Linked DNA regions of Homo sapiens: region 1 is linked to region 2. A link is a loop called in an ENCODE intact Hi-C map of the cell type or tissue named here. Cell type or tissue: PC-3. All regions are shown on one strand. Each heading gives the region's core, and the rest is flanking DNA. Links, peaks and the distances in the headings are about the cores only. Region 1 overlaps DOCK3 (dedicator of cytokinesis 3). Region 2 overlaps DOCK3 (dedicator of cytokinesis 3).

Region 1 (16,614 bases), core at 3,866-11,865, 570 kb before region 2:
TCCTGGGGGAAGCAGATCAGATATTAGGTCAAGCCTGTGTTCTTACAGGAGCTCATTTGCCCATTTTGTAATTGGATTTTTTTTTTTTATTTTGCTTTTGAGATGTTTGAGTTTCTTGTATATTTTGGTTATTAAGTCTCCTGTCAGATGAGTGGTTTCAGAATATTTTCTCCCATTCTGTAGGTTGTCTTTTCACTTTATTATTTCCTTTGCTGTGCAGAGCTTTTTCATTTTATATAATCCAGTTTGTTTATTTTTGCTTGTGTTGCTTTGAGGTCTTATTTATAAAATCTTTGTGTAGACCAATGTCCTGAAGCATTTCTCCTGTTTACTTATAGTAGTTTTATAGTTTTGGGTTTTACATTTAGGTTTTTGATTTACTTTCAGTTGATTTTTGTATAGAGTGAGAGGTAGAAGTCTAGTTTCATTGTTCTGCATATGGATATCCAGTTTTTTCAGCATAATTTATTGAAAAAATGGTCCTTTTGCCAATGAATGTTCTTGGTACTTTTATCAAAAACTAATTGGCTATAGATATGTGCATTAATTTCTGGGTTGTCTATACTGTTTTAGTGGTCTGTGTGTCTGTTTTTATGCCAGTATCATGCTGTTTTGGTTACTATTGCTTTGTAGTATGTTTTGAGGTGTAGTAGTATGAGCTTTGCTCTTTTTGCCCAAGATTGCTTTGAGTATTTGGGATCTTTTCTGGTTCCATGCCAATTTTAGGATATTCCCCCTTATTTCTGTTAAGAATGTCATTGGTATTTTGTTAGGGATTGCATCGAATCTGTAGATTGCTTAGGGTAGTATGGCCATTTCAACAATATTAATTTTTCTGATTCATGAACTTGGCCTTTCTTTCCATTTCTTTGGGTCCTCTTCGATTTCTTTTATCAGTGTTTTGTAGTTTTCCTTGTAGAGATCTTTCACCTCCTTGGTTAGATTTATTCTTAGGTATTTTTTTTTGTAGCAATTGTAAATAGGATTGCCTTCTTCATTTTTTTGGCTCCTCCATTGTTCCTGTATAGAAGTGATACTGATTTTTGTTCATTAATTTTATATCATGCAAGTTTACTGAATTAGTTTATCAGTTCTAAGAGTATTTTGGTAGAGTCTTTAGGTTTTTGTATATATAAGATCATGTCATCTGCAAACAGGGACAGTTTGGCTTTCTGCTTTCCAGTTTTGATGCCTCTTATTTATTTTTCTTGCCTGATTGCTCTGGCTAGGACATCTAGTGCTATGTTGAATAAGAGTGGAGATCCTTGTCTTGTTCCAGTTCTTAGAGGAAAAGCTTTCAGTTTTTTCCCCATTCCAGAAGATGCTAGCTGTGGGTTTGTTATATATGGCCTTTGTATATTGAGATGCTTTTTTTCTACACATAATTTATTAAGTGTTTTCATCATGAAGGGATGTTGAATTTCATTAAGAGCTTTCTCTGAGTCTACTGAGGTGTTACGGTTTTTGTCCTTCATTTTATTGATATGATGTATGATGTTTGTTTATTTGCATGTGTTGAATTATTCTTATATTCCTGGGATTTATCCCACTTGGTTATGGTTATCTTTTTGATATGTTGTTGGCTTTGGTTTGCTAGTATTTTGTCGAGGACTTTTGTGTCTGTGTTCATCAGGGATATTGGCATGTAGTTTTCTTTTCTGATTGTGTCTTTATGTGGTTTTGCTATCAAGGTAATGCTGGACTTGTAGAATGAATTAGTGAGAATTCCCTGCTTCAACATTTTGAAGTAGTTTGAGAAGACTTGGTATTAATTCTTCTTTAAAAGAATGATAGAATTCTTTGGTGAAGCCATTATTTTTGGACTTTTCTTTGTTGAAAGACCTTTTATTACTGAGTTGTCTCATTACTTGTTATTATTGTTATTGGTTCAGATTTTCTTTCTTCTTAGTTTACTTTTGGTATGTTGTAGGTGTCCAGGAATTTATCTGTTCTAGGTTTTTAAATTTATTGACATATTTCATAGTAATCACCAATGAGCCTTTGTATTTCCATGGCTCCTGTTGTGCTGTCTCATTTTTCACTTCTGATTTTATTTGGATCTTCTCTTTTTTCTTAGTCTAGCTAATGGTTTACCAATTTTATTTATTTTCAAAAAAAACAACTTTTAGTTTTGTTGATCTTTTGTTTTTAGTCTCAATTTTGTTTATTTCTGTTCTGGTCATTATTATTTCTTTACTTCTGCTAACTTTTTGTTTTGGTTTCTTCTTGCTTTTCTAGTTCCTTGAGGTGCACCATTAGGTTATATGAAATCTTTCTAGTTTTTTTAATTTCAGCATATATTTCCCTGAAGTTTCCTCTTAATACTGCTTTTGCTGTGTTCCCTAGCTTTTGGGATCTTACGATTCTATTTTCATTTCAAGAAATTTTGAAATTCATTCTTAATTTCTTCTTCCATCCATTGGTCATTCAGGAGCATGTTGTTTAGTTTCCATGCATTTATATAGTTTCAGATGTTCCTTTTCTTATTGATATCTAGTTTTATTCCATTTTGGTCTGAGAAGATACTTGGTATGATTTTGATCTTGTTATAAATAAAGTTTCAGTGTCGTAAAAGAAATAGTGCTTGAATATAAAATTTTCTGTTTTTTTTCTTCTCAGCAAGGCAATTTACTTCTATAGAAGGGTGCACCCTCACAGATGGAGCAATGGTGAGCACACACCTGGACAAGGGAGGGGAAGGGGTTCTGATTCCTGACACATGTGGCCCCTGCTGCTTGTTATTCCTCCTATTAGCTAGGGTTAGGCCGCACAGGCTAAACTAATTCTGATTGGCTAATTTAAAGAGAGTGACCTGGTGAGTGGTTTGGCAGGAAAAATGGTTATGGCAGAGCAGGTAATTGGAATGAGTTAGGGTGCAGCAGGTAATTGGAATGAGTCAGGGTGGAGCAGATAATTGGAATGAGTCAGGGTGGAGCAGGTAATTGGAAGGAGTCAGGGTGGAGCAGGTGATTGAAAAAGGTTGCTTTATGAGGAAGTTAAGTTTAAAAGTAGAAGGCAAAGAATTGAACATACTGACATATTGATACTTTGAAGAGAAATTTAGAACTCATATCTAACAATCTTAAAGTTTTTTTTGAGACTTGTTTTGTGTCCTAACATATAGTTAATCCTGGAGAATGTTCAATGGGCTGATGAGGAGAATGTGTATTCTATAGCTGTTGGGTGAAATGTTCTACAAATATCTGTTACATCCATTTGGTCTGTGGTGCAGTTTAAATCTGATGTCCCATTGTTGGTTTTCTGTCAAGATGATCTGTCCATTGCTGAGAGTGGAGTGTTGAAGTCCACAGCTATTATTGTATTTGGATCTATTTCTTCATTTGGGTCTAATAGTATTTGTTTTATATGTCTGGGTGTTCTGATGTTGGGTGCATATATATTTATAATTGTTATATTCTCTTGCTAACTTGATTGCTTTATTACTGTGTTGCCTTGTCTCTTTTTACAGCTTTTAACTACAGGTCTTTTTCGTCCAATATAAGTATAGCTATTCATGCTCACTTTTGGTTTTCTTTTGCATGGAATATCTTTTTTATTCCTTCAGTTACAGTTTTTGTGTGTCTTTATAGGTGAGGTGAGTTGCTTGTAGGCAGTATATCATAGGGTCTTTCTTTTTTATCCATTCAACCTATCTATGTCTTCTAAATGTATATTTAATCCATTTATATTCAAGATTATTATTGATAGGGATTTACTCCTATTATTTTACTGTTTTCTGATTGTTTTGTATATTCTTTGTTTCTTACTTCCTCCCATTATTTTTACAGTTGAGTGGTGTTTTACATTGATAAGGTTTTATTTGTTTTTCTCTCTTGTTTGTGTATGAGTCCTACCAATGAGTTTTATTGTTCCGTATGTTTTATCGATGGTGGTTATCATCTTTTTTACTTCCAGATATAAGACTCTCTTGAGTATTTCTTGCAAGATCAGTTTAGTGGTGATGAGTTTTCTTAGTTTTTCTTGTCTGTGAAAGATTTTATTTATTCTTCATTTTTAATGTGTAGGTTTGCTGGGTATAATATTCCTCATTGCCATTTTTAATTTTTATTTTTTCTTTCAGTACTTTGAATATATCATCCCACTCTCTATTGGCCTGTAAGTTTTCTCCTGAGAAATTTACTGTTAGTCTAGTGGAGTTTCCTTTGTATGTGACTTGACACTTCTCTCTTGCTGCTTTTAAAATTATTTCTTTGTCTTTGACTTTTGAAAATTTGATATATAATATATGTCTCTCAGTGAGGACCTGTTTGGGTTGAATCTGTTGGGGTTCTTTGAGCTTCCTGGTTCTGGATGTCCATATCTCTCCCAATGCTTAGGGGAATTTTCTTCTATTATTTCATTAAACATGTTTTCCCCACCTTTCCCTTCTCTTCTCCTTCTGGAACATCTGTAATACTTTATTCACATGATGGTGTTTCATAAATCCTGCAGGCTTTCTTCATTTTTATAATTTAGTTTTTGTCTGCCTATGTTATTTCAAAAGACCTGTCTTGAAGTACAGAAATTCTTTTTTTTTTAAGATTTTATGTATTTATGTATTTATTTATTTATTTATTTATTTATTTTAGTATTTATTGATCATTCTTGGGTGTTTCTCGGAGACGGGGATTTGGCAGGGTCGTAGGACAATAGTGGAGGGAAGGTCAGCAGATAAACATGTGAACAAGGGTCTCTGGTTTTCCTAGGCAGAGGACCCTGCAGCCTTCTGCAGTGTTTGTGTCCCTGGGTACTTGAGATTAGGGAGTGGTGATGACTCTTAACGAGCATGCTGCCTTCAAGCATCTGTTTAACAAAGCACATCTTGGACCGCCCTTAATCCATTTAAACCTGAGTGGACACAGCACATGTTTCAGAGAGCACGGGGTTGGGGGTAAGGCCATAGATTAACAGCATCCCAAGGCAGAAGAATTTTTCTTAGTACAGAACAAAATGGAGTCTCCCATGTCTACTTCTTTCTACACAGACACAGCAACAATCTGATTTCTCTTTCCTTTCCCCACACTTCCCCCCCTTCCACTCAACAAAACTGCCATCGTCATCATGGCCTGTTCTCAATGAGCTGCTGGGTACACCTCCCAGACGGGGTGGCGGCCGGGCAGAGGGGCCCCCCACCTCCCAGACAGCGTGGCTGGGCAGAGGTGCCCCCCACCTCCCAGATGGGGCGGCTACCAGGCGGGGGCTGCCCCCCACCTCCCTCCCAGATGGGGCGGCTGGCCGGGCGGGGGCTGCCCCCCACCTCCCTCCTGGACAGGGCGGCTGGCTGGGCGGGGGCTGCCCCCCACCTCCCTCCTGGAAGGGGCAGCTGGCCGGGTTGGGGCTGCCCCCCACCTCCATCCTGGACGGGGCGGCTGGCCGGGCGGGGGCTGTCCCCCACCTCCTGGAGGGGGCGGCTGCCGGGTGGAGACGCTCCTCACTTCCCAGATGGGGCGGCTGCCGGGCAGAGGGGCTCCTCACTTCTCAGACAGGGCGGCCGGGCAGAGACACTCCTCACCTCCCAGACGGGGTGGTGGTCGGGCAGAGACACTCCTTAGTTCCCAGACGGGGTCGCGGCCGGGCAGAGGCGCTCCTTACATCTCAGACGGGGCGGCGGGGCAGAGGCGCTCCCCACATCTCAGATGATGGGGGGCGGGGTAGAGGCACTCCCCACATCTCAGATGATGGGCGGCCGGGCAGAGACGCTCCTCACTTCCTAGATAGGATGGCGGCCGGGAAGAGGCGCTCCTCACTTCCCAGACTGGGCGGCCAGGCAGAGGGGCTCCTCACATCCCAGACGATGGGTGGCCAGGCAGAGACGCTCCTCGCTTCCCAGACGGGGTGGCGGCTGGGCAGAGGCTGCAATCTCGGCACTTTGGGAGGCCAAGGCAGGCGGCTGGGAGGTGGAGGTTGTAGCGAGCCGAGATCACGTCACTGCACTCCAGCCTGGGCAACATTGAGCACTGAGTGAGCAAGACTCCGTCTGCAATCCCGGTACCTTGGGAGGCTGAGGCTGGCGGATCACTCACGTTTAGGAGCTGGAGACCAGCCCGGCTAACACGGCGAAACCCCATCTCCACCAAAAATATACGAAAACCAGTCAGGCGTGGCGGCTGGCGCCTGCAATCCCAGGCACTCGGCAGGCTGAAGCAGGAGAATCAGGCAGGGAGGTTGTAGTGAGCCAAGATGGCGGCACTATAGTCCAGCCTCCGCTTGGCATCAGAGGGAGACCGTGGAGAGAGAGGGAGAGAGAGACCGTGGGGAGAGGGAGAGGGGGAGGGGGAGGGGAGAAATTCTTTCTTCTGCTTAGTCTAGTCTGTTCTAGAAGCTCTTGATTTTATTTTTTTAGTCATTGAATTCTTCAGCTGTAGGATTTTTGTTTGGCTTATCTATCTTTTTTGAATTTCTTATTCAAATCATGCGTTGATTTCCCCAATTTTGTTGAATCATCTGTCTTCTCTTGTATGGCACTGAGTTTCCTTAAGATTAACATTTAATTCTTTTTCTGGCATTTCACATATTTTCTTATGATTGAGATCTGTTACTGGATAATCGTTTTTCTTTGTAGGTGACGTGTTTTCTTGCTTTTTCTTGGTTGATATGTCCCTATATTGATTTGTATCCATCTAGTGGAAAAGTCGCCTCTTCCAATTTTATGGTGTAGGTTTCTTAGGGAAATTCTTATTTGCATGAGTCTTGGGGTGTTGGTTTGGTGGAGTGTGTTGACCTAGTTTCCATGTAGTTTTTTCAGCTGTAACCCATAGTAGTGGAATTTGCATGTTTCTGAGTGGCCTAGGCTGAGAGAGTTTGTGGTGATGATGGTACAGGTTTTCCAGGGGTGGGCTTGCTGGGGCTGTTTCTCTGGGTGGGGACATGTGTGTGCACACAGTAGATCAGCCAACTTGGGGTATGGTCAGCTGGGGTTGGGGCCATGAGCCATTCCTCTGGCTTTGAACATAGGTATACAGTTGCTTGGCTGGTCGGTGGACATACCTTCCAGGAATGGCTTGTGGGGCTGTTTCTTAGGCCCAGGATGCAGGCACACCGCTGCTTAGCTGACCTGGGGACATGTCTGCCAGGGTCGGCCTGCAGGGCCATTTCTCAGGCTCTGGATGTGGACACAAGACTTCTTGACTGACCTGTGGGCTTGTCTATCAGGTGCAGCCCACAGGGCCTGTTTCTCCAGCTTAGGATACAAGGCTACTCATCTGATCTGGATTTTGCCCACCATGGACAGCCCATGGAGCTATTTCTTTGGCCTCGTATGTGGGTGAGTGGCTGCTCAGCTTTCCTGGGTGCATGTCTGCTGGAGGTGGTTTACTGGGTTTCTCTGGCTTATGTTGTGGATGTGCACCTGCTTGGCTGGCCTGGGTCTGGGTCTGTCATTGGCAACCTGTAGGGCTGTTTCTGAGGCCTGGTATGTGCAAGGCTGCTTGCCTGGCCTGGGGGAATATGTCAGGAGCTGGGGGGCAGACTTAGAGCTGTTTCTCAAGCCTGTGACATGGCTGCAGCTGCTCAGCTGGCCTGGGGGTGCTTCTGTAGAGGGTGGCCCACAGGGCTGTTTCATAGACCTGAGATGCAGACACAGGATTGCTTAGTTGGCCTGGGAGCATGCCTGCTAGAAGTGGCCCATAGGGCTGTTTCTTGAGGCTGGGATGTGGAAATACAACTGCCCAGCAGGCCTGGGGGTGTGGTGTGTCTGCCAGGGGTGGCTCATGAGGCTGTTTCTCAGGTCTGGGATGCAGGTGTAAGGCTGCTCAGTCAGCTCAGGGGTGTGCTTACTGGGTGTGGCTTGCAGGGCTATTTTCACATCCAAGAGTTGAGCTCTTTGCTGCCTGGCTGACCTGGGGGCACACCTGTGAGGGCGGCCTGTGGGACTTTTCTCAAGTCCTTATTGGGAGCATAGGACCTTTGGGTAGGCCAGGGGCATGTCTGTGTTGGGTGGGAATGCTGTGGCCATGTAGCCAGGCCACTGGCCCCAGGGAATATTGGCTCCTTGTAGGCTCAGGGACCTCTTCTGCTTGGGGGAGGGTGGGTAAGGACATGGCTGGCTCTCAAGGGCATGTTCACCCTGGGTGGGAATGGAAGACTGTTCTTCTGGCTGAAAGTGTAGCAGCGGGGGTTGGTTTCCCTGCTGTGCAGGACTGGAGTCACAGGCAATCTTGAGCCCAAGCTTTGTGCATCTGGGGTTATGGCATTTAGCCATCTGTGGGTGCTTGGCATAATGAAGATGGAGCCCCATTGGTGGAGAAGTGCAGTGGCTACTGTACCCAAGAGGAGGGAGCATTCCAGAGGTGGCTCTAGTCTCAAGATGGTGTCTTGCTGCAATAGCTTGGCTCACAAGGGGTGGGTTAGCACACGTTGTGTTCCCAACCTGGAGCAGTGCAGTTGCATGAATTTCTGGTGGCTTTCCAAACTGGACTCAGGGGGTGTAAGGACTGTAGGCCTTTGCAGTGGTGGTAGGGGATGGTGGGGATCTTCTGCTTACTTTTCCCTTACAATGGGAAGTCCCTCCTGTCTCTGGGCCCCAGTCTGATCTGGTTTGGCGAGACGGTGCTGCAGAGGTCAGATGCCTTTACACTGCATTCTTCGGAATCCAGTCACCACAGATGCATCTCCACTCCTCTGTGGCATTCCACTTTTCTTTCTTCAACACTTCAGTCAAATCTTAGCTATTTATTTTTTACCTTTGTTGGTTCTTGTGGAGGAGACAAGCACCAGGTGTTTCTAGTCAGCCATCTTGCTCTGCCACGCTCTTTTTTTTTTTTTTTTTTTTTTTGGAGACAGGATCTTGTTCTGTCACCCAGGCCAGAGTGCAGTGGTACAATTATAGCTCACTGCAACTTTGAACTCCTGGGCTCAATCTTTTAACAACCAGCTATCCCAGGAACTAACAGAGTGAGAACTCACTCACCTTCCCTCTCCTGAAGGGCGTTAATCTCTTCATAAGAGAACAGCCCTCATGACCCAGACACCTCCCATTGTGGCCCACTTCCAACATCGGGGATCAAATTTCAGCATGATGTGTGGGAGTACAAATATTCAAACTACAGCACCTGCTATCACCACATCTGTTGAACATAGTATTATAAGTACTAGCTAGTATATACAGTAAGGTAGGAAACATACAGAATGGAAAGGAAAAGTTGAAATAATCATATGTATTTGATATGATTTTATGTGTAAAATGTGCAGTAGAATCTGTAGAAAATATTGAGAATAACTAAGGGAATTTGATGGCTACAGTGTCAGTATTGTGTTGATTGATCGATAGATACAAAGTCTTGCTCTGTTGCCCAGGCCGGAGTGCAGTGACACAATCACAGCTCACTGTAGCCTTGGCCTTCTCGTGTTCAAGCAATCCTTTCACCTCAGCCTCCTGAGTAACTGGGACTACAGGTGTGCACCACCATGTCTAGGTAATTTTTAATTACTTTTATAGAGATAGGATTTCGCCATGTTGCCCAGGCTGGTCTCAAGCAGTCCTCCCACCTCAGTCTCCCAGAGTGCTGGGATTACAAGCATGAGCCACTGCACCTAGTCATAATGTCAGTATTTTAAAAACACATTTTTTCTCTATGTTTGCAAAGAAGAATTAGAAAATGAATAAAACAATGCTATTTATAGTAGTATCAAATGTATCAAATGCTAAGGAATGAAATCTAATAAAAATACAAGACATTCATGTTGAAAACTATAAAAATCTTGATAAAAATTAAGATCTAAACAAATGGAAAGATTTACTATGTTTATGAATTGAAAGACTATCATAAAGATGCCAGTTCTCTCCAAGTTAATCTAATGATTTAATGCAATCCTGATAAAAATCCAGCAGGCTTTTTTTGGGTATGGAAATTGAACAGCTGATTATGACATTCATATGAAAATGCAAAAGGTTACAAAGAATATGATAATCTTGAAGATTATCTCAACTAGAGGACTTATGGTACCAGATATCAAGATTTATTATACATTAAGACTGTGATTTGGGGTAAAAGACTACTGAAACAGAATAGAGGGGCCAGAAATAGACCCTGGAGAGCCACACCTATGGGCTAACTCTGGCTCACTCATGTGTTTCCAAAAGTTTCTTTGCCAATCAGCAGGTTGTTACTAGAAACCAGCTCCAACCCAAGTGCTCTGGGAAGTTGTGCCATCACCAGCAGGCTCCATGTTCTTGTGGAAGCCATTCTCTTTCCCACAGATTCTGGATCTTACCCTTGAAGGGAAAGGGGTTCTTTTAAGTTCTTAGTTTCTTGCTTGTCCACTCCGTGGAGATATATCATCCACTGATGTATGAGAGAAGTGACATTGTAGTGCAGTGGAGAAATGATGCTCTTTACAATAAGTGATGCTATGCCAATTGAAATTGAAAATGATGGCCTATCCAGTAAATGATACTGGACCAATACCGAAAGCAATGAATATTGATTCCTGCCTCACAGAATATACTCCAAACTCAATTCCAAGTAGATGGTAGAACTGAATGTGAAATGTAAAAATAATTCACCTTGAAGAAAGCATAGGAAACTATTCTTGACATTGGTGTATACAAAGATCTTTTATAAAGATACAAAAAGCACTAACTATAAAGGAAAAGATTGGTAAGTTATACTTTATTAGAATGAAAATTTTCTTGTTCAAAAGATCGTTAAGTAGAGGGAAAAAGAAGTCACGATGAGTTATTTTACGAAAGGCTTGTATTCAGAGCATGTAAAGAATGATTACAAGTCAAAAATTAAAAGATAATCTAATAGAAGAGCAGGCAAAAGGCTTGAGTAGGCTCCTCAAAAAACACATATCCTAGTGGCTCAAAAACATATGGAAAGGTGCTTAATCTCAGTCATCAGGGAAATGCACGTTTAAACTGTAGTGAGCTACCACCAGATGGCCACTAGAATGTCTAAGAATTAAAACACGATACCAAGTGCTAGTGAGAATGTCGATCGGTTGTTACTCCCAGACATTACTGATGGTGGGGAAAATGTTATTAGCACTTTGGAATACTCTTTGGCACTATATACTATAGCTGAATATACACATACCTTATAATTTAACAATTCTACTCATAAATATGAACCCAACAGCAAAATACCTATAAAAATGTTAGTATCAGCTTTGTTCATAATAGTCTCAAACTGGAAAAAATGAAAATGTTCATCAGCAGTAGAATGGGCAAATATGTGGTATATTCATACAACTGAATGTGATATAGAAAGGAAAATGAGTTAGTTATTGCTACATACAATACGATGACCCATCACAGACATATTATTGAAAAAAGAAGCCAGATATGAGAATTAGTGTTATTATGATTTTGTGTACAAAAAGGACAGAATCAGGCAAAACTGAATCAGGTGATATTTGTCAGAGTAGTGGTTATTGGCTGGGATCTCAGCACTTTGGGAGGTCGAGGCAGGAGAATCACTTGAGGCCAGGAGTTTGAGAACAACCTGGGTAACATAGCGAGATCTTGTCTCTACAAAAAATTTAAAAATTAGCATGGTGGTGTGTGCCTGTAGTCTTAGCTACTCAGGTGGGTAAGGTGAGAGGATTGCTTGAGCCCAGGAGTTCCAGGCTGCAGTGAGCTATGATTGTGCCACTACACTTTAGCGTGGGCGACAGAGGGAGAACCTGTCTCAAAAAAATCTTTTTAAGGGTGTGTGTGTTGATGACTGGAGGAGGTACAAGTGGGTTTTAGGATGCTGCTACTGTTTTTATTTATCTAAGTGGTGGGCAGACAGGTATGTATACTCTTTAAAAATTTATTTAGCTGGCGGGGTGCGGTGGCTTATGCCTGTAATCCTAGCACTTTGGGAGACCGAGGCGGGCGGATCACTTGAGGTCAGGAGTTTGAGACCAGCCTGGCCAACATGGTGAAACCCTGTCTCTACTAAAAACACAAAAATTAGCTGGGCGTTGTGATGGGCACCTGTAATCCCGGCTACTTGGGAGGCTAGGGCAGGAGAATCACTTAAAACCTGGGTTGCAGTGAGCCGGTATTGCACCACTGCACTCCAGCCTGGGCAACAGAGCGACACTCCGTCTGAAAAAAATTTTTTTTTAAATTTAGCCGTACACTAATGATTTGCACACTTACGGATGTTACATATTAATAAAAAGTTTATTTAAAAAAGTAAAACAACTTTGTAAAAAAGTTGATAAAAGTATAAAACTAAACAATATGGAAGAATCTGAAAAATATATTAAATAAAAGAGCCCAAATAGAATTTTACAGTCCATATTGATTCCATTTATATGAAGTTCAAGAATAAGTAACACTACAAATCTGTGGTGATAGAAACCAGAACAGTAGTTGCTTACTGGAAAGGATTGACTGGAAAGAAGTATGAGGAAACTTTCAGGGTGATTAAAAAGTTCTATATCTGGATGAAATATGGGTTTCATGGTTATTACATTTGTCAAAGCTCATTGTACTGTATGTTCATGATCTGTATTTTTTACTATATGTAAATTATGCATCAGTGAACTGGATGAAAGGTTTAAAAATAAAAAATCTAGTCACAGATAAAAACATTTTTGCAGTGATACAACAAAGATAAGCAATCAGAATATAAAAGATCTCTTACAAACCAAGAAGAATAAATAATAGGTGAGGACCAGGTATGGTGGCTCATGCTTGTAATCCTCAGTGGAGGCTGAGGTAGGAGGATCACTTGAGGCCAGGAGTTCAAGACCAGCCTAATCAACAAGTGAGAGACCCTGTCTCTATAAAAAAGAGAAGAGAGAAAAGAAAAAAATTAGGTGGGTGTGGTGGTGCATGCCTGTAGTTCTGGCTACTCAGGAGGCTGAGGCAGGAGGATCACTTGAGCCCAGGAGGTCAGGGCTGCAGTGAGCTATGATTGTACCACTGCACTCCAGCCTGTGTGACAGAATGAGAACCTGTTAGGAAGGAAAGAAGGAAGGGAAGGAGGGAGGGAGAGAATAAAAGAAAAAAGAAAAGAAAGAAAAAGAGTCATTCATGGAATAGCAAGTTAAAATCAGAATGATAAATGATTTTATACATATCAGTTTGAGAAAACTGAAATGTCTCACATATTCAGATATTGGCACAGATATGTTTCCATTGGAATGCTTACATGCTGGTTGCATCTTGTGAAGTTAGATGTGCATATCCTATGACCTAGCCATTTAATTCTTAAGTATATACCTTAGAGAAATGTTTTTCAAGCTGTCTTCATCAAATCATTAGGGGGTTATTACAGTTATATTTAGTGGCTCACTTATCTGCATGAATAAAAAAGAATAGAATAAGAAATATCTAAATATATTGTTATAACAGTTATGATCCAATCAAGAGAGAGAAATCACACTAATTGGAATAGAGAATATTTAATATAAATAATTGTTAACTAGTAAAAAAGTAGTTAACTGCTAAAAGGGCTAAAATAAGACTCAAAGGGATAGCAAATGCAGAAATCAACTGCTACCTGTAGGGCTGAGAGAGGGTGGACAAGCAAGAAACTAAGAACTTAACTCCTATCCCTTCTAGCCTAAGATTCAGAATTTATGGGAAAGAGCATGGATGCCATAGGAACGTGTAGCCTGCTGGTGGCGGTGAAACTTGCCAGAGGGCATGCGTTGGAGCTGGTCTATAGGAGCAACCTGTTGGATGGTAGAAAAACTTGTGGAAAGGCATGAATGAGTCGAGCAGATTCATAGGTGTGGCTCTCCAGGTGGTAGAGAAACTTGCCAGAGAATAAGGGCCATAGCTAGTCTGTGAAGGTGGCTAAGATAAGCACTACTGGGCCTCCAACGTGCAAGTCCACTGAGTAGAGTGCTCACAATAAAACAATAGCACACCAGATCCCTTCAGCACCCTCTCTTAAAGCCCAACTCCCATGAGCTGGCAAAAGAAAGATGTTTATAGGGTTGTATTAGTCTCTTTTCAAGAGAAGCGTTTTGTGTGTGTGTACTCTGGAATATTTGTTTCTATGGAAAACCCAGACTAATACATCTATATATAAAAATAAAAGATATTATGGAGACTGAGAAGTCCCAAGATGTGCAGTCAGCAAGCTATAGACCCAGGAGAGCTTGCGGTATAAGTTCCAGTCCAAGCCCAAAGGGCAGAAGACCAGTGTTCCAGCTCAAAGAGAATCAGGCAGGCAGAGCAAATTCTCTCTTACTCTGCCTTTTTGTTCTATTCAGGCTTTCAAAAGATCAGATGTGGGCCACTCACAATGGGGCGGGCCGTCTGCTTTATTCAGTCTACTGATTCCAGTGTTAATCTCATCCAGAAACACCCTCACAGACACATCCAGAATAGTGTTTAATCAAATATCTGGGCATCCTGTGGCCCCAGTCAAGTTGACACATAATAGTAACCATCACAGGCCCCAACTCAGGTATTACTAACCAGGGCAAAGAAAGGTGAGTTTAGTTTTGAGGGGCAATAAATTGGTAACTGGCGCAATTGCATGTAGCATCATTAAGTGTTTTTTCTTCATGAGATTTGTTTCAATTTTATGTGTATGGGGTTATGATCTAAAGCATATTTCTAAGTCTGAGCCATGGTAAGAAAAAAATATACAAAAGCCATTGATCTGGAGAAACTTCTACACATGTACACATGAAGACATCCACAGAATTGTTTGTAGTAGCAAAAAATTGGTAATGTCTTAAATGTCTACCAACAAGACATAGTTGGAGAACTACAGATGCTCCTTGACTTAACAATGGAGTTATGTCCCAGTAAACTCATGATAAATTGAAAATATCATTAAGTAAAAAGTGCATTTAAGTGTTGTGGCTCACACCTGTAATCCTAGCACTTTGGCACACTGAGGCGAGAGAGAATCACTTGAGGCTAGGAGTTTGAGACCAGCCTGGGCAACATAGTGAGACCCTGTTTCTACAAAAACAAGAATTAGGTGTGGTGGAGCATGTCTGTAGTCCCAGCTACTCAACAGGCTGAGATAGGAGGATTGCTTGAACCCAGAAGTTTGAGGGTGCAGTGAGCTGTGATCATCACTGCCTCCAGCCTGGGTGACAGAGTGAGACCTTGTCTTAAAAAGAAAGAAAGAAAAAAGAAAATGCATTTAATACCTCAATAAATATATTTTAAAGTTGAAAATCATTAAGTTGAACCACCTTAAGTTCAGATGCTTCTTGACTTATGATGGGGTTATGTCTTGATAAACCCATCATGAAGTTGAAAAATTTTAAGTAAAACCTGCTTAAGTCAGGGACCATCTGTGAATCATGGGATATATTTTACAATGAAATAGTATTCAAAAATGAAATGAATGAACTGTAGCTCACATATTAATACAAACAGACCTCATAAATGTAATAACATCAATCAAAAACCTAAGTATGCAGAATACTCACTATATGAATCTATTTCTATAAAGTGTAAAAACATGCAAAAGAATACTGTGTGTATGTATGATGGCTATACCTATGTAATAAAAGTAGAAATAAACAGTGCATAAGAATAGTAAATACTAAGTGCAATGTATCTGGGTAGGGGATACAAAATGTATGGGCACGGTTTCTTTTCTTAGTTGTGGAGTGGGTACCTGGCCTTATTATAATACTAATACTAATATAATACTAGTATTTTCTTTTCCAAATACTTCATGATAGATTTTAAAATAAAACTTTCTATTTTGGAATAATTTTAGACTTTTAGAAGAGTTATAAGATAGTATATAGTTCCTGAATATCCTTGTTCATTCAGCTTCCCTTAAATGTTATATTTTTCCATAACCATGATAAAATTATTAAAAGGAAGAAATTAATATTTGTAAATTATTATTATTATTAGGACAGGATGTAGCCCTGTCGCCCAGGCTGGAGTTCAGTGGAGCAATCTAAGCTCACTGCAACCTTTGCCTCCTAGGCTCAAGCCATCCTTCCACCTCAGACTCCTGAGTAGCCGGGACTACAGGCACACCCCACCATGCCAGACTAATTTTTTTTTTTTGGTAGAGACAGGGTTTCATCATGTTGTCCAGTTTTGTACGGAGCTCCTAGTGTCAAGTGATCTGCCTGCCTTGGCCTCCTAAAGTGTTGGGATTTACAGGCATGAGCCACCGCACCTGGCCTGGTACAATATTATGAACTTAACCATAGATTTTGGTTGAATTTGCTCACTAATGTTTCTTTTCTGTTCTATAATCCAGTCCAGGATGATAGATTTTTGAAGAGGCATTAAAACCGGACTATAAAATGCCTTTTCTCTTTCAGTTGTATTTATCTTAAAGAATTATATTTCAGAAGTCAAATTTTTTTAGTTTTTTGTTTCTGCTGGGATATACTTTCATATTTTAAAATAACATGCTTATATTTCTATTTCTTACTTTTTTTCATTCTTTTTTTTTTGAGATGGAGTCTCGCTCTGCCGCCAGGCTGGAGTGCAGTGGCACAATCTTGGCTCACTGCAACCTCCGCCTCCTGGGTTCAAGCAATTCCCCTGCCTCAGCCTCCCAAGTAGCTGGGACTACAGGTGTGCACTAGCATGCCCACCTACATTTTGTATTTTTAGTGGAGATGGGGTTTCACCATGTTGGCCAGGATGGTCTTGATCTCTTGACCTTGTGATCTGCCTTCCTTGGCCTCCCAAAGTGCTGGGATTACAGGTGTGAGCCACCG
Region 2 (16,614 bases), core at 4,738-12,737:
AAACCAAAGAAAAATATCACAAATTTATTTATTTATTTTATTATACTTTAAGTTCTATGGTACATGTGCACAACGTGCAGGTTTGTTACTATGTATACATGTGCCATGTTGGTGTGCTGCACCCGTTAACTCGTCATTTACATTAGGTATATCTCCTAATGCTATCCCTCCCCACTTCCCCCACCTGACAACAGGCCCCAGTGTGTGATGTTCCCCACCCTGTGTCCAAGTGTTCTCATTGTTCAGTTCTCACCTATGAGTGAGAACATGCAGTGTTTGGTTTTCTGTCCTTGCAATAGTTTGCTCAGAATGATGGATTCCAGCTTCATCCATATCCCTACAAAGGACATGAACTCATCCTTTTTTATGGCAGCATAGTATTCCATGGTGTATATGTGCCACATTTTCTTAATCCAGTCTGTCATTGATGGACACTTGGGTTGGTTCCAAGTCTTTGCTATTGTGAATAGTGCCGCAGTAAACATACATGTGCATGTGTCTTTATAGTAGCATGATTTATAATCCTTTGGGTATATGTCCAGTAATGGGATGGCTGGGTCAAATGGTATTTCTAGTTCTAGATCCTTGAGGAATCTCCACACTGTCTTCCACAATGGTTGAACTAGTTTACAGTCCCACCAACAGTGTAAAAGTGTTCCTATTTCTCTACATCCTCTCCAGCACCTGTTGTTTCCTGACTTTTTAATGATTGCCATTCTAACTGGTGTGAAATGGTATCTCATTGTGGTTTTGATTTGCATTTCTCTGATGGCCAGTGATGATGAGCATTTTTTCATGTGTCTGTTGGCTGCATAAATGTCTTCTTTTGAGAAGTGTCTGTTCATATCCTTTGCCCACTTTTTGATGGGGTTGTTTGATTTTTTTATTGTAAATTTGTTTAAGTTCTTTGTAGATTCTGGATACTAGCCTTTTGTCAGATGGGTAGATTGTAAAAATATTCTCCCATTCTGTAGGTTGCCTTTTCACTCTCATGGTAGTTTCTTTTGCTGTGCAGAAGCTCTTTAGTTTAGATCCCATTTGTCAATTTTGGCTTTTGTTGCCATTGCTTTTGGTGTTTTAGTCATGAAGTCCTTGCCCATGCCTATGTCCTGAATGGTATTGCCTAGGTTTTCTTCTGGGGTTTTTATGGTTTTAGGCTAACATTTAAGTCTTTAATCCATCTTAAATTAATTTTTGTATGAGGTGTAAGGAAGGGATCCAGTTTCAGCTTTCTACATATGGCTAGCCAGTTTTCCCAGCACCATTTATTAAATAGAGAATCTTTCCCCATTGCTTGTTTTTGTCAGGTTTGTCAAAGATCAGATGGTTGTAGATGTGTGGTATTATTTTTGAGGGTTCTATTCTGTTCCATTGGTCTATATATCTGTTTTGGTACCAGTACCATGCTGTTTTGGTTACTGTAGCCTTGTAGTATAGTTTGAAGCCAGATAGTATGATGCCTCCAGCTTTGTTCTTTTTGCTTAGGATTGTCTTGGCAATGCAGGCTCTTTTTTGGTTCCATATGAACTTTAAAGTAGTTTTTTCCAATTCTGTGAAGAAAGTTATTGGTAGCTTGATGGGGATGGCATTGAATCTATAAATTACCTTGGCAGTATGGCCATTTTCACGATACTGATTCTTCCTATCCATGAGCATGGAATGTTGGAACTTCCATTTGTTTGTGTCCTCTTTTATTTTGTTGAGCAGTGGTTTGTGGTTCTTCTTGAAGAGGTCCTTCACATCCCTTATTAGTTGGATTCCTAGGTATTTTATTCTCTTTGAAGCAATCGTGAATGGGAGTTCACTCCTGATTTGGCTCTATGTTTGTCTGTTATTGGTGTATAGGAATGCTTGTGATTTTTGCACATTGATTTTGTATCCTGAGACTTTGCTGAAGTTGCTTATTAGCTTAAGGAGCTTTTGGGCTGAGACAGTGGGGTTTTCTAAATATACAATCATGTCATCTGCAAACAGGGACAATTTGACTTCCTCTTTTCCTAATTGAATACCCTTTATTTCTTTCTCCTGCCTGATTGCCCTGGCCAGAACTTCCAACACTATGTTGAATAGGAGTGGTGAGAGAGGGCATCCCTGTCCTGTGCCAGTGTTCAAAGGGAATGCTTCCAGTTTTTGTCCATTCAGTATGATATTGGCTGTGGGTTTGTCATAAGTAGCTCTTATTATTTTGAGATATGTCCCATCAATACCTAGTTTATTGAGAGTTTTTAGCATGAAGGGCTGTTGAATTTTGTCAAAGGCCTTTTCTGCATCTATTGAGATAGTCATGTGGTTTTTGTCTTTGGTTCTGTTTATATGATGGATTACGTTTATTGATCTGCATATGTTGAACCAGCCTTGCATCCCAGGGATGAAGCTCCCTTGATTGTGGTGGATAAGCTTTTTGATGTGCTGCTGGATTCAGTTTGCCAGTATTTTATTGAGGATTTTTGCATTGATGTTCATCAGGGATATTGGTCTAAAATTCTCTTTTTTTGTTGTGTCTCTGCCAGCCTTTGTTATCAGGATGATGTTGGCCTCATAAAATGAATTAGGGAGGATTCCCTCTTTTTCTTTTGATTGGAATTGTTTCAGAAGGAATGGTACCAGCTCCTCTTTGTACCTCTGGTCGAATTCGGCTGTGAATCCATCTGGTCTTGGACTTTTTTTGGTTGGGAGGCTATTAATTATTGCCTCAATTTCAGAACCAGTTATTGGTCTATTGAGGGATTCAACTTCTTCCTGGTTTAGTCTTGGGAGGGTGTATGTGTCCAGGAATTTATCCATTTCTTCTAGATTTTCTAGTTTGTTTGCATAGAGGTGTTTATAGTATTCTCTGATGGTAGTTTGTATTTCTGTGGGATCGGTGGTGATATCCCCTTTATCATTTTTTATTGCATCTATTTGATTCTTCTCTCTTTTCTTCTTTATTAGTCTTGCTAGTGGTCTATCAATTTTGTTTATCTTTTCAAAAAAAACCAGCTCCTGGATTCATTTATTTTTGAAGGGTTTTTTGTATCTCTATCTCCTTCAGTTCTGCTCTGATCTTAGTTATTTCTTGCCTTCTGCTAGCTTTTGAATGTGTTTGCTCTTGCTTCTCTAGTTCTTTTAATTGTGATGTTAGGGTGTCAATTTTAGATCTTTCCTGCTTTCTCTTGTGGGTATTTAGTGCTATAAATTTCCTTCTACACACTGCTTTAAATGTGTCCCAGAGATTCTGGTATGTTGTGTCTTTGTTCTCATTGGTTTCAAAGAATATCTTTATTTCTGCCTTCATTTCGTTATGTACCCAGTAGTCATTCAGGAGCAGGTTGTTCAGTTTCCATGTAGTTGAGTGGTTTTGAGTGAGTTTCTTAATCCTGAGTTCTAGTTTGATTGCACTGTGGTCTGAGGCACCGTTTGTTATAATTTCTTTTCTTTTACATTTCCTGAGGAGTGCTTTACTTCCAATTATGTGGTCAATTTTGGAATAGGTGTGGTGTAGTGCTGAGAAGAATGTATATTCTGTTGATTTGGGGTGGAGAGTTCTGTAGATGTCTATTAGGTCCGTTTGGTGCAGAGCTGAGTTCAATTCCTGGATATTCTTGTTAACTTTCTGTCTCATTGATCTGTCTAGTATTAACAGTGGGCTGTTAAAGTCTCCCATTGTTATTGTGTGGGGGTCTAAGTCTATTTGTAGGTCTCTAAGGACTTGCTTTATGAATCTGGGTGCTCCTGTATTGGATGCATATATATTTAGGATAGTTAGCTCTTCTTGTTGAATTGATCCCTTTACCGTTATGTAATGGCCTTCTTTATCTCTTTTGATCTTTGTTGGTTTAAAGTCTGTTTTATCAGAGACGAGGATTGCAATCCCTGCTTTTTTTTTGTTTTCCATTTGCTTGGTAGATCTTCCTCCATCCCTTTCTTTTGAGCCTATGTGTGTTTCTGCATTTGAGATGGGTCTCCTGAATACAGCACACTGATGGGTCTTGACTCTTTATCCAATTTGCCAGTCTGTGTCTTTTAACTGGAGCAGTTAGCCCATTTACATTTAAGGTTAATATTGTTATGTGTGAATTTGATCCTGTCATTATGATGTTAGCTGGTTATTTTGCTCGTTAGTTGATGCAGTTTCTTTGTAGCGTTGATGGTGTTTACAATTTGGCATGTTTTTGCAGTGGCTGGTACCGGTTGTTCCTTTCCATGTTTAGTGCTTCCTTCAGGAGCTCTTGTAAGGTAGGCCTGGTGGTGACAAAATCTCTCAGCATTTGTTTGTCTGTAAAGGATTTTATTTCTCCTTCACTTATGAAGCTTAGTTTGGCTGGATATGAAATTCTGGGTTAAAAATTCTTTTCTTTAAGAATGTTGAATATTGGCCCCCACTCTCTTCTGGCTTGTAGAGTTTCTGCTGAGAGATCTGCTGTTAGTCTGATGGGCTTCCCTTTGTGGGTAACCTGACCTTTCTCTCTGGTGGCCCTCAACATTTTTTCCTTCGTTTCAACTTTGGTGAATCTGACAATTATGTGTCTTGGAGTTGCTCTTCTTGAGGAATATCTTTGTGGTGTTCTCTGTATTTCCTGAATTTGAATGTTGGCCTGCCTCGGTAGGTTGGGGAAGTTCTCCTGGATAATATCCTGAAGAGTGTTTTCCAATTTGGTTCCATTCTCCCCATCATGAATAGGAACACAACGAGTCTGCAGCTCCCAGTGTGACTGACACAGAAGACAGGTGATTTCTGCATTTCCAACTGAGGTACTGGGTTCATTTCACAGGGGCTTGTCAGACACTGGGTGCAGCCCACGGAGCAGGGCGGGGCATTGCCTCACCCAGGAAATGCAAGGGGTCGGGGAGTTACCTTTCCTAGCAAAGGGAAGCCGTGACAGATGGTACCTGGAAAATCGGGACACTCCCACCCTAATACTGCGCTTTTCCAGTGGCCTTAGCAAAGGGCTCACCAGGAGATTATATCCTGCGCCTGACTCAGGGGATCCCACACCCATGGAGCCTCTCTCACTGCTAGCACAGCAGTCTGAGATTGAACTGCAAGGAGGCAGTGAGGCTGTGGGAGGGGCATCCGCCATTGCTGAGGCTTGAGTAGGTAAACAAAGCGGCTGGGAAGCTCGAACTGGGTGGAGCCCACTGCAGCTCAAGGAGGGCTGCCTGCCTCTGTAGCCTCCACCTCTGGGGGCAGGGCATAGCTGAACAAAAGGCAGCAGAAACTTCTGCAGACTTAAACGTCCCTGTCTGACAGCTTTGAAGAGAGTAGTGGTTCTCCCAGCATGGAGTTTAAGATCTGAGAACGGACAGACTGCCTCCTCAAGTGGGTCCCTGAACCCTCAGGAGCCTAACTGGGAGGCACCTCCCAGTAGGGGGCGACTGACACCTCATATGGCAGGGTGCCCCTCTGAGACAAAGCTTCCAGAGTGAAGGATCAGAAAGCAACATTTGCTGTTCTGCAGCGTCCACTGTTGATACCCAGGCAAACAGGGTCTGGAGTGGACCTCCATCAAACTCCAACAGACCTGCAGCTGAGGGTCCTGACTGTTAGAAGGAAAACTAACAAACAGAAAGGACATGCACACAAAAACCCCATCTGTACGTCACCATTATCAAAGACCAAAGGTAGATAAAACCACAAAGATGGGGAGAAACCAAAGCAGAAAAGCTGAAAATTCTAAAAATCAGAGCACTTCTCCTCCAAAGGAACGCAGCTCCTCGCCAGCAATGGAACAAAGCTGGATGGAGAATGACTTTGACAAGTTGAGAGAAGAAGGCTTCAGATGATCGGTAATGACAAACTTATCCGAGCTAAAGGAGGATGTTTGAACCCATTGCAAAGAAGCTAAAAACCTTGAAAAAAGAGTAGATGAATGGCTAACTAGAATAAACAGTGTAGAGAAGTCCTTAAATGACCTGATGGAGCTGAAAACCATGGCATGAGAGTGACGTGATGCATGCACAAGCTTCAGTAGCCGATTCGATCAACTGGAAGAAAGGGTATCAGTGATTGAAGATCAAATGAATGAAAATGAAGCGAAAAGAGAAGTTTAGAGAAAAAAGAGTAAAAAGAAATGAACAAAGCCCCCAAGAAATATGGGACTATGTGAAAATCTACGTCTGATTGGTGTAATAGCACAAATGTATGACTTGGGAAGTCATTAAGAAAAGAAGCTCTCTAAAGCACACAAACCCATGAAGCCCACAGTAGGAGTGATGGAGAGAAGCCCACAGTAGGAGTGATGGAGAGAAGCCCACAGTAGGAGTGACTGCTGTATGGCACAGTGAAAAGATGCAGTGACCACCTGGGAAAAGCCTTGGCAGATTGTAGAGGGAAGTGGAGTAAGGTTGCAGCAGGCACAGTCAGACTTCACCTGAAGTATTCAGACCAAGCCCTCATTTCCAGGGCAAGGGAATTAAGGCCACCTAGCCAGTTCACAGCCAAGCTAAGTTTGGGGCACAGATCTTTACACTCACCAGCCCTCACTCTCATGCCCATTCCACTGCCCATATTGCCTCCCTAGCATGGACTCTGAGGTCAGAAAAGGGGAGCCAGCATTTGAAAGCAGACATTTCTAGTACTAAATAGGACAAATGAACCAAAAGATCGGTGCATGCTGAAGATTTGTCAGTATGTGAAAGCTGCAGACATAGAGAAGGAGCAGTGATATGTGTTATCAAGAAGGCACACTGAAAGACGGCCTTGGGAATAAAAAGAAAAGAAACCCTGAGCCATGAGTGCCACAGTCAAGGTTGGCATTTATAGTGTCTTCAGGTAAATAGTCCTGAATAGAGCTGCAGAAACAGTTTCTGTAATCCCTTCTGGTTTTGTTTTTTTCCCTAACCTAAAGCGTCTCTAAGATATGTTCTGACATATCTAAGACTTTATCTGGTATTCTTGCTGAGGACAGATCTCTGAATCATGATGATTGATAAACACAGAAGGCAACCAAGGATGGACATTTGAACTCAAATGCACTCTGACATTGGTCAGACACTTCCTCTAGGCTGTTCCAGATACTTAGTGTCCTGAAAAGAAGAAAGAGGAGGAATAAGCAGGCCCTGCTCTTGGGGACCTCACAGGCTGGCGGTTACCACCTTTTCCTTCCAGCCGTTGACTGATTTATTCACTTATCAAGCTTTTACTGAATGCTCAGTGAGGAACCTGCATGGCTCTTGCCACGGGGGCAGGTGGTGCACTATGTCAGTGCTGAATAGAGAGAAATTATCTTCTTGTCTGGAAATAACTCATTTTTACTTCAAATGGCTTGGTTATCTGTTGCTGCATAATAAGCCACCCCCAAAACTTCTTAAAACAATCTATTATCATCTCTTATTCTGTGGGTTTACAGGGCTCACTGAGCAATTCTCACTTGGTGTCAGATGTCACTGGCTGGAATCATCTAAAAGCTCAGGTGGGCTAGATATTCGAGATGGCTCACATACATGGCTGGCAATTGATGCTGGTGGTCAGCTTGGGGTGCGACTGGGGCTGTCAACTTGAGCTCCTACATATGACCTTTCCATGTGACTTAGGCTTCTCACAGCATGGCAGCTGATTTTCCCCAGAGAAAGCATTCCAAGAGACCCAGGAAGAAGCCTCAAGGCTCGTTTTTACCCAGCCTTGGATGTCCCAGGAAGTCCCCACGTTTCTAGTCTCCTCAAGTCACTAATGTCAACCCAGATACCAGAAAGAGGAATGAGATTACACCTCATGTTGTAAGGAATGGTGTGTGTGTTTTGGGACAGAAGGTGTTGATGGTCACCATTTTTGGAGATGAGCTGTCACAATGGCCAAACTCCAGAATATCACACAGAGGAAGGCTGAGAGAAGCCCCTTCCCTTTTGGGGGTAAACATTAAGTGCAAAAATAAACAAAATGGTTAAACAGAACTGGGCCCAAAGAGAACAGTGACAAGATCAGAGGCAGTAAGAAAGAAAGCAAGTCCCTTCTAGACCACAACTTCCATACCATCCATGTGCAGGCTCATCTGGAGAAAGGTGCAGGTCCTACATCTATCAAGCACAGTGTTAGGCCCTGGGAGACAAAATAGAAGGGTCTGTGTGACATGGCATCATAGAGAAAGACTGATACTTTCAAATGTATGTAATAGATGTTGTAGTAGATACACTCTGGGCAAAGAAGGGAGGAAACAGTCCACTCTGTTTGAAGTTTGTGTTTGGTATTACCAGGGAGGGGAAAGCTTTCGTAAAGGTGATCTTGAGGGAAGCCTTTGCATTGGGGTTACTTCCCCCACTCCCAAGAGTGGTCATGAGACCAGTGGTCTTCCTTGCCATACCCATGGACACTGCTGTGATTCCTGTTGCTTTGGAAATGTCTGAGAGGAATGGCCTGCAAGGCCCCTCACACGGATCAGGATATTGAGTATGCAGATGTGGGGTTTTCTTTATGAGCCAGGCTGTGAGCTCCATGAGGTGAGAGACCACGGACAACCTGAGCAAGACAGTATACAAGGTTCCAATCACATGCTTGGTGTGGAATGGGCATTAGATATGGGTTTGATGTTACTGAGTTGGTCTAAAGGTGCTGTGTGTTTTTCGGTGCATACTGAACAGAGAGTAGTCCTGTCTAGAGCTGTGGGCTGCAATGCTCAGGAAGCATTCTGAGAGTTTCTTGCTGGGAAAGCACTGTATCGGTCAATGAGAATAGGTGCTTTTTTCACCTAAACTCTTGTGAGTTGACAGCTCCCCCTGCTGATCAAAAGGCTGATTGGAGCTAGGAAACAGGGATTTTGAATAATCCTTAAGTAATTCGTTGACACTGGGGTTTACTAGACTACAACTCACATAATTCAGAAGTCCCATGAACACAGAAACCCTTGTGTTGTTCAAATGTTTTCATGAAAAGTAACCATCACCTTCTCCTACCATGGGATTGGCTGCCCAGGGCAGAGGGCAGGGGGAGGGAAGTGAAGTGGTAGAGTTAAAAATTTTAGTGGTGGCACAGAGCACCCCTTTGTGGCCACCATAGCCCAGAGAGACCACCATAACATGAGTCTGAATCTTCAGCAGAGCCCCTGAGCCCTGGCTACAGCCTTCAGGCTGCTATATCTCCATCCTAACCCCCTCACACGGATCAGGATATTGAGTATGCAGATGTGGGGTTTTCTTTATGAGCCAGGCTGTGAGCTCCACGAGGTGAGAGACCACGGACAACCTGAGCAAGACAGTATACCAGGTTCCAATCACATGCTTGGTGTGGAATGGGCATTAGATATGGGTTTGATGTTACTGAGTTGGTCTAAAGGTGCTGTGTGTTTTCCGGTGCATACTGAACAGAGAGTAGTCCTGTCTAGAGCTGTGGGCTGCAATGCTCAGGAAGCATTCTGAGAGTTTCTTGCTGGGAAAGCACTATATTGGTCAGTGAGAATAGGTGCTTTTTTCATTTCTCTTTACATAGCCATCTTCTTGAGGTTGCCTAAGAGTACAGGTTCTAAAAGAGAACATAGAAACCAGTAAAATCACAAAATAGCAATTCAGGTCGAGTTTTAAAAATCATATTTTAGTCATTCTCTTACAAGTGAAAGGACATTTTTTAATGACTGGGTCTTAAAGCCAGCCCTGAGGTTCTACAAACAGGATCACTCAGACCAACTGTGGAAAAAGTTACATTACTGGTATTTATTACGCTGACTTCTTCAAAGTATTTTAGCCTCATCTTCTTGGACTGAAATGAATACAAGAGGAATTTCTCAAGGACTCCTTTGGCAAGCTGGCTGAAGAAGACGTATTTTTAGCTGTGTCCTGACAGTGCTGGCACTGCACACTCAAAGGAAAGCCCCAGAGACCCTGAGTTCCAGAGACACAGAGCCTCTAGGAGCTGCAGATTGACCCCAGCTGCAGATTCAGCTGGAGCCCATGGGTTGGTCTAAACTACCCAACTTCACTCAGAGGACACCCCAGAGAGGGGTTTCAACCAATAGAGCCAGGCAGAGGCTTGAGATCCAGGTGATCCTCCTGTGAGGGCTCCGATTCCCCCAGTGGTTTCTCATGGATATGCTGGTATCTGGTACAATGAGCACATTTGGAGGGCCTTCCAAATTACCCATTCCCCCAGGAAAGCCAGCAAGTTACTCTTATTGCTTCTGTGGAAGATCTTCTTAAGGACCATGGGTTGACAAGTTCCTGGACCTACGGCTATGGTCTGAATCCATGGGGACAGAGTCACACCACATGTGGCATGGTGTGGCCTCCATAACAGTCCCTCAGACTAGGGGAAATCACTGCAGAGGCCTCACAGGAGTAGAACATGAATCAAGTCAACTAAAGAGCCTGAGTTAAAGCCCCATAATTTCCACATTAGTTCCATGAACCCTGAGTTCACGGAAGGGCAAGTGTCACAGAGCAAAACCCCGGAGAGCAACCTGTGTGCAGAGCCCTGGCCCCCAGCCAGCCTGGCTCTAGGGCTGCAGTAGGACTGGCAGGAAGGCAGAGGCCAGGTGCTGGGACCTAGAATCTGGAAGGGAGAAGCCTCTGAGAAAAGTCGGTAGGGAGCCAGGTGAGAACAGGGCCAGTGGTGTCAGGAGAAGGTAAGTGCGTAAAGACACAGTATGTCAAGTAATAACAGTGTGGCTATGTTATCTGAGTGTCTCTGTCTCTGTGTGAGTGTCTCCATTGCAAGCTGGCCTGTTCCCATGCCTGGACCCCAGGAGAGCCCAGCATACAGGCCACACCCATTTCCTGATAGTGCTTGATGCAGGGAGCCCCTAGCCACCCTGCTCCAGTTCTTAACTCTCCTCACCCTCTGCTTCTGAGCATGGTGGGGACTCTGTCAGCGGATCTGCATCTCACCAGCCTGCTGTATGTCAGCCTTGGCTGGGACATGAGGTGCAGCCACTGCCACCATCTAACAACCAGACTCTGCTTCATTCCTCCTGTGCTTGCTGAGTTCATCCTCACCCTAACTGTAAGGGACACCTACCCTGGTTCCCTAGTCCTGAGGATGCTTGACTGCTGGACCCTCCATCTGTGGCTTGTCATCTGTGCTTGATTGTTCTCACTTGGTTACAGGCTCTCCCTCTCTGCCAGATAAGTACCGCCATGCCCGTGAAATGATGTTGTTGCTGCCCACATACCGGGACCGCCCAAGCAGTGCCATGTATCCAGCAGCCATCCTGGAGAACGGACAGGTAATAGACCCACCACACTGACTGTCCTCTGCTGCAAGTGTGTTAGCCTGTGCTTCCCTCCTTGCATTTGCGGGGCCTTCTGCATTGTCCTACATGGCTCTCTCATTCCGCTGTAAGATCCCGCAAAAGGCCGCTGGGCTTCTGGATGTGGAGTGCAGTGAACCTGAGGACCAGCAATCCAGACAGAGTGTAGGCGTGAGTAGAATGGTGGCAGGAACCACCATTGGAACCAGCATTGCTCATGTAGCTATCTGTCCTTCCCGCCAGATCCTGGACTCGTCATCCCTAAACAGTCTAGCAAAGGTAATTGGTTCTTTGCAGCCTGTTCTGAGAAGGCAGTGGTGGACACATTGGTCTGGAAGATGTTCTTCCTCCCTATTTGTGGGGCATCCTCACTGGAACAAACTCTGCCTCTTTTATTCATCCATCCAACTGAAGTCCCTCACTACCTGCTGGGGCTGTTCTACATGCCATTTGCACAGCTCTCCAAATGCTCTGCCTGGGGACCTTGAACAAGAAGCTGTAGGGATTAACTCCCTCCCTTGGGCAGTCTGTCCCTGCCCTTCTATCAGGGTCCATAAAAGTCACCTCTCAGTGACCATTACCTAGCCTCAGAATGCCAGGAGTTTCTTAGTGGTACCTCCCTGTGCCTGATTGGCTCTGCCAGGTAGAGGGATGAGATCTGCTTGGCAGCTGCCCATTAAAACAGCAAGTCCTGTCTGTGACTCTAGGCTTGATACTGTCCTTTCCTCTGCCTTCAGTGCTAGCATGGGCCTGTGCAGGGCCTCTCCAGGAGGCTAAACCTGTCAGTGCTCATGGGGAAGTGGGGATCTCTCTAGCCAGACAAAAGGATGCAAACAGATGCTCCCAGGTAGCTATGTTCTGTTTCTTGGGCCCTACATAAGACAGCTGGGTCCTAGCCAGATACTGGAGGATGGTATTGCAAATATTGTGTATAGAAGCACTGAGAACCAGACACCCTGGACAGTCTTTCCTAGGGCTGGCCTGGGGGTCTCAGTATATCTCAAGTGTGAGCTGTGCCACTGCTTTGTTTTCCCCGTCTGATCTTGTAGTGTCCTGTCTCTCGTCGCCCACAACACTGCCTCCCAAGATATAATTGGTTGTTTTCACTCTCTGTAATGTTTATCTCCTTCCTTCAGCCGCCGAATTTCCAGCGAGCCCTGTTCCAGCAAGTGGTCGGAGCCTGCAAACCCTGCAGTGATCCCAATCTGTCTGTGGCTGAAAAAGGTATTGTTGCCCAGGTGGCCTTCCCCCCATGTCTGTCCCCATCCTGAGTGTCTGACTCTTGTCCCTGAGTACCAGCTGGCCAGGGCTAAGCCATACTTCAACACTCAGGTCTGTCCGTCTGTCCAGAATTCTGACCAGTTCTTGTGCTCACTATTTAACCCATGTCTGACTTGATGCTAAGGTTTATATCCTGTATCCCTCCTTCCTCAGGGCCTACCCTCAGAGGTCCCAACTGCCTCCTGCCCTGAGCCCACCTTTATGGAAACTTGGGCTTCTGTGTGCAAACTGTAGAAAACTACTTCCCTAGACTCCTCCCAGCCACCCCCAGAATTCAGCAGGCCTTGTGGCCCCTTTGGTCCCTCTCAGCTTGGGCCCTCAGGGATCTTTCCTTGGAGCTCAGAACAGGCCGTGGCCAAACAAGCCCCAAGAGGAAGGGGAAAGACATGCTATTTCCCAAAGACAGGCTTCTCCAAGTGAAGCCCAGGGTGCCCCAAAGGAGTCCGGTCCTTCTGTAGCCACTCTGGCCAGCAGCTGCTGTGAATCCATCTTTTATTGCAAGGCCACCAACCATACTGTGAGACTGAGCAATCCTCCTTAGACCTGTGGCTGTTTAGAGAGTGGGCATTTTACCCTGTGTTCTGCTTCTGCAAGCCGATGGAAGAAGCAGACTCAGACCTCAGACACGGAGATCTGAGTTAATTTTAACAGAGAGTAATACTAAGTGCTGAGCCTTCCTGCCACCCAGAACCTGGCCTCATATCCGCCCCTCTCCTCACAGGTTCTCTGCCTAGCTGCTCCATCTATTGGAGTTTAGGGCACACTCAGTTCCCACCAATACAACCTGTCATCCCCTATTCCATCAGAACATGTCCCTCCAAAGCTGTCATCATCACGTTATCATCGTATCTGTTCATCGAGTGCTATGTGCTGTCCCCACTGTTATGCTCCGCCTTTGCTCATCATGGAGGACATACCTCTGTGTCCTCTTTAAAGAGACAAAACACTGATGGGCACTGAAGCTGGGTGCCCCACCACAAAGGGCCTGGAGACTGGCTGAAGATGCCTTCATAGCTTCAAGGTCGTATATCCCGAAAACATGCAGCTTCTTGGACTTCTGCACCTGTGACCCAAAACAGAGTGCCCTTTTCGCCTGGAGGGCCAGAATCCACAGTGGCATTTCTTCAGCTGAGATGCAGAGCAACGTCAGAAGTAGCCAAGAGTCTAGACAGGCTTAGAGCTCAAACAGGTGCTGGTGGCCAGACCAGGACCCTACCCCAACCAGACACATTAGCGCTTCAGGCCTCAGGCCAAGGCCAGACTACGACTACATCAAGGAGCTGGACATGCCCACCCCTAGGTGTGGAAGGAAAGGAGGGTTGTCTCAGAACAGAGGCTGAGCCCAGAGCAAGCATATCCGTACCACAAGGCCAGCATTTAGAAGGCAGCTAATCAGACATTTGCCCAGTGGCAACACACAGGCCAGAGCGTAGCTCCCTAAGTCTCTACCTGGATCCTCCAGGGCAGGAACTATACATACTTGTCATCATTCTCTTGTCTGTCAGGGTTCTGAGTCCCATGAGGACTACATCTCTCACTTACAGGTATCTCTTTTTGCCGTGCAGTGACTCCCAGATCAGGTGAGCCTGCCTTCAGGACCATGGGCTATGCACTGGCGGCCTCAGGCCAGTGCTGGACAGTTGTTAATGGTGAGGGAGGGAGGCGACAGGATACAGTTGGGATCACCCTTCTTTTCCTAGGATAAGTCATTCTGTATTAGCCTTCCCTCTAGCCCCAGTGCATTTATGCTACATGGCAAAGGTCTACTGGCCCCACTGCTCACAGACATCAGGCTGCAGGGCAAACTTGATGGCTTCTGGTTTATATGGAGTCACTCAGGCAGGCACCCTTTTGTAAACCATTAAAGCCCTGTAAGCCTTCTTCTCCCATAGCCTTCCTGCCCTAGAGCTCCTTTGAGCCCTTGTGGGTGAACATCTGCACCCCATAATTCTTCCAGGGCTAGGTGTGCATCTGAGATCCTGGGCTGTCAGAACCCCTTTAGGGAAGCCGCCCAGACCCATTTCTAAGCTTCCTATTCCCTGATATTTCTTTGGTGGCTTTTTATGGAGAAGGTGATTTTTTTGGCAGAGAGGGGAAGGTACAGGGAGCCTCAACACCAAGAAGCTCATGCTGCATCTTGTAGGGAGCATGGGTGAGTGGGCCTGTTCTTGGGATGGCTCAGGCTCTCTAAGGAGGCTATTTGGTGAAATCCACCTGATGCTCATCAGATGCAGAATTCTTTCCTCCTTTCAGGCAACAGCTAAGTGTCTTGCCTGCAACTCAATCACTGGCACACCCCTCCTTCCTGCCGCCAGCTATCAACCATACCAGGAGACGGGGCAATTCTCAGAACTGAGGCTGTTTAGACAGTGGAGTTTTACCCTGCGTTCTGCTGCAAGCTCACGCCAGTTCCTGCGCAATGAGGAAGAAGAGGATGATGGATGTCACAGTCTTATCCCTGGACAGCTGAGGGGGCCCAGCCCCTCTGGCCACATCCTTTTCAAAGGACAGACTCTAGCTCCTTCCCTTCCAAAGCCTGTCAGCTCCCATTAGGCCCTGAAATTCCCATCTCTGTGTCTAGGCCAGGAAGAAACCAAACCTCAGCCACCTCAGGCTCAATGTAGCTACCACGGCCTTAGAACAAATCCAGTGACAGCACCTGGATTGTGAGCCGCTTCTCTGCTGCTAATAGCCCAAAGGGGAGAGTTGCCTGGCTCCAACAGAGAAAGGACATATTTCTTTTTGCTGGTATTTGTTCTCTAGGAGGAGCTGGCCAAAAGAATTCACATGTCCACTGCTGCTTCTGCAGAGTGGCACCCTCAGACCCCAAGGTCCAGCCATCATTCCTCTCTCCTCCTGAAAAGTCTGTCATCCCAACTGTGGCTGAGGGGACAGTATTCTGGCAGTGGACTCCTTCTTTAACACAGAAGGGCACTCTGTGCTTCCCTTTTTCCTGGGCCCACTGCACCCCTGCATCCATGGCATGTGGGTGCTAGGAACTGGGGTTCTGTAGACGCCAAAGGGTACTCATCGGCTCCACAGCCCTCCCTCCTCCTGTTAGGAAGCAGTGGGTCCAGCTGGATCTGGGCTGCAGTTTCTTCCAACAGGTACCTGTCCTTGCTCCCTGCTTTTCCCACTGAGCCTGGGCAGTAGGAGAGCTGACTCTAGACTTTGGCAAGGAGCTCTATGTCCTGTGCTCTCTCTATATTCTCTCATTCTCATCTCTACTCTTCTGTCCTGTTTTCTCTTCTCCTCCTGGCAGATCCCAGAGGCTGCAGGCGTTCACTCCTTGCTGCACATTCAGCTATCTCATCCTGAATACTCTTTAGACATAAACTCACTCTGTTGCCCTCCTCTTAAGCAGCTTCAATCCCTGGCCACTCTCCCCTGTGGACCACAGTGCCTTGCTTGGCCAGCGTTTTTAGTTCCAGGTGCTGGCATGCCCCACATGTGTGCTGGATACGTGGTGCACACTGGAGAAGCCACAAGCTGTACTTCTCCCAGAGGGTGGCTCAAGAAGTAACCTCCCTTCATGCCATCTGTTTCCACCCTTCAGCTGTGCCAGCAGCCCCCAGCAGCTGGAGTCTGGATAGCGGAGCCCAAGAGGCCCAGCCCTTCCTGTCTGCCCATATGGGGCGCATCCTGGCCCCCCCAGTGCCTCCCCGAAGCCTGCTGCATGGTAAGAAGACCTCCAGCGGGTCCCCCGATAGTCCCTGGTCTCAGACTCTGCTCAAGGGCCACAGCAACAGCCATCTAAGCTGAGAAGATGGGCCATTCTCTGGGCCGACTCAGCCAAAGCCAAAACACCCCCACCACAGGAAGGATCCTGCTGGGCTTTGGGGTCAGTGAGGTTTCCGAGTACAGCAGGTTAGCTCAGGAAGGCCATCCCAACCAGAAGGCTGAAGACAATGGAATTGACTGTGCCAGGCACACTTCTCACCAGACTGTCTCATCGCCTAGCAGTGGGCTAGAGCTGCCGCTGCCTGAGGCCTGTTCCACAGACTCTGAAGCACTCAACTTCTCTGACTTCCTGTGTGGAGTGAGTTTCTTTTACCCCAGCAGCCTGTGTTTTGGAGAAGGCCAGTGTAAAGAGAGGTTTATCCATAGCCCTCAATGCTGAGGGGTCCCCAGGGGACTCTTCTCATGCCTGCCCAGTTGGCCCAGCAAGATGGTGCTGGCATGA

The links. Peaks named below come from ENCODE experiments on the same cell type or tissue, not always from the same donor. Only the 100,000 strongest peaks of a DNase experiment are listed, where the experiment ranks them.
Region 1: a loop joins it to region 2, with 9 times the contacts of the local background. A loop is called at or near these places in 2 of 110 quality-filtered maps.

Annotation. Positions count from the first base shown.
Region 1 is chr3:50,798,500-50,815,113 of GRCh38, forward strand. All of the region lies in intron 2 of DOCK3 (dedicator of cytokinesis 3), which reads left to right. Among named protein-coding and RNA genes, the nearest start is that of MIR4787, 130 kb to the left of the region's middle. In PC-3, for the core only: no CTCF peak of the experiment used is centred there; a DNase peak (open chromatin) is centred at 8,572.
Region 2 is chr3:51,363,462-51,380,075 of GRCh38, forward strand. It overlaps DOCK3 (dedicator of cytokinesis 3), which reads left to right. Exons shown (of 53, transcript NM_004947.5): 50 at 11,008-11,126; 51 at 12,287-12,374. Among named protein-coding and RNA genes, the nearest start is that of MANF, 14 kb to the right of the region's middle. In PC-3, for the core only: a CTCF peak has its summit at 8,706 (motif pointing left); a DNase peak (open chromatin) is centred at 8,690; H3K27me3 peaks cover 948 bases.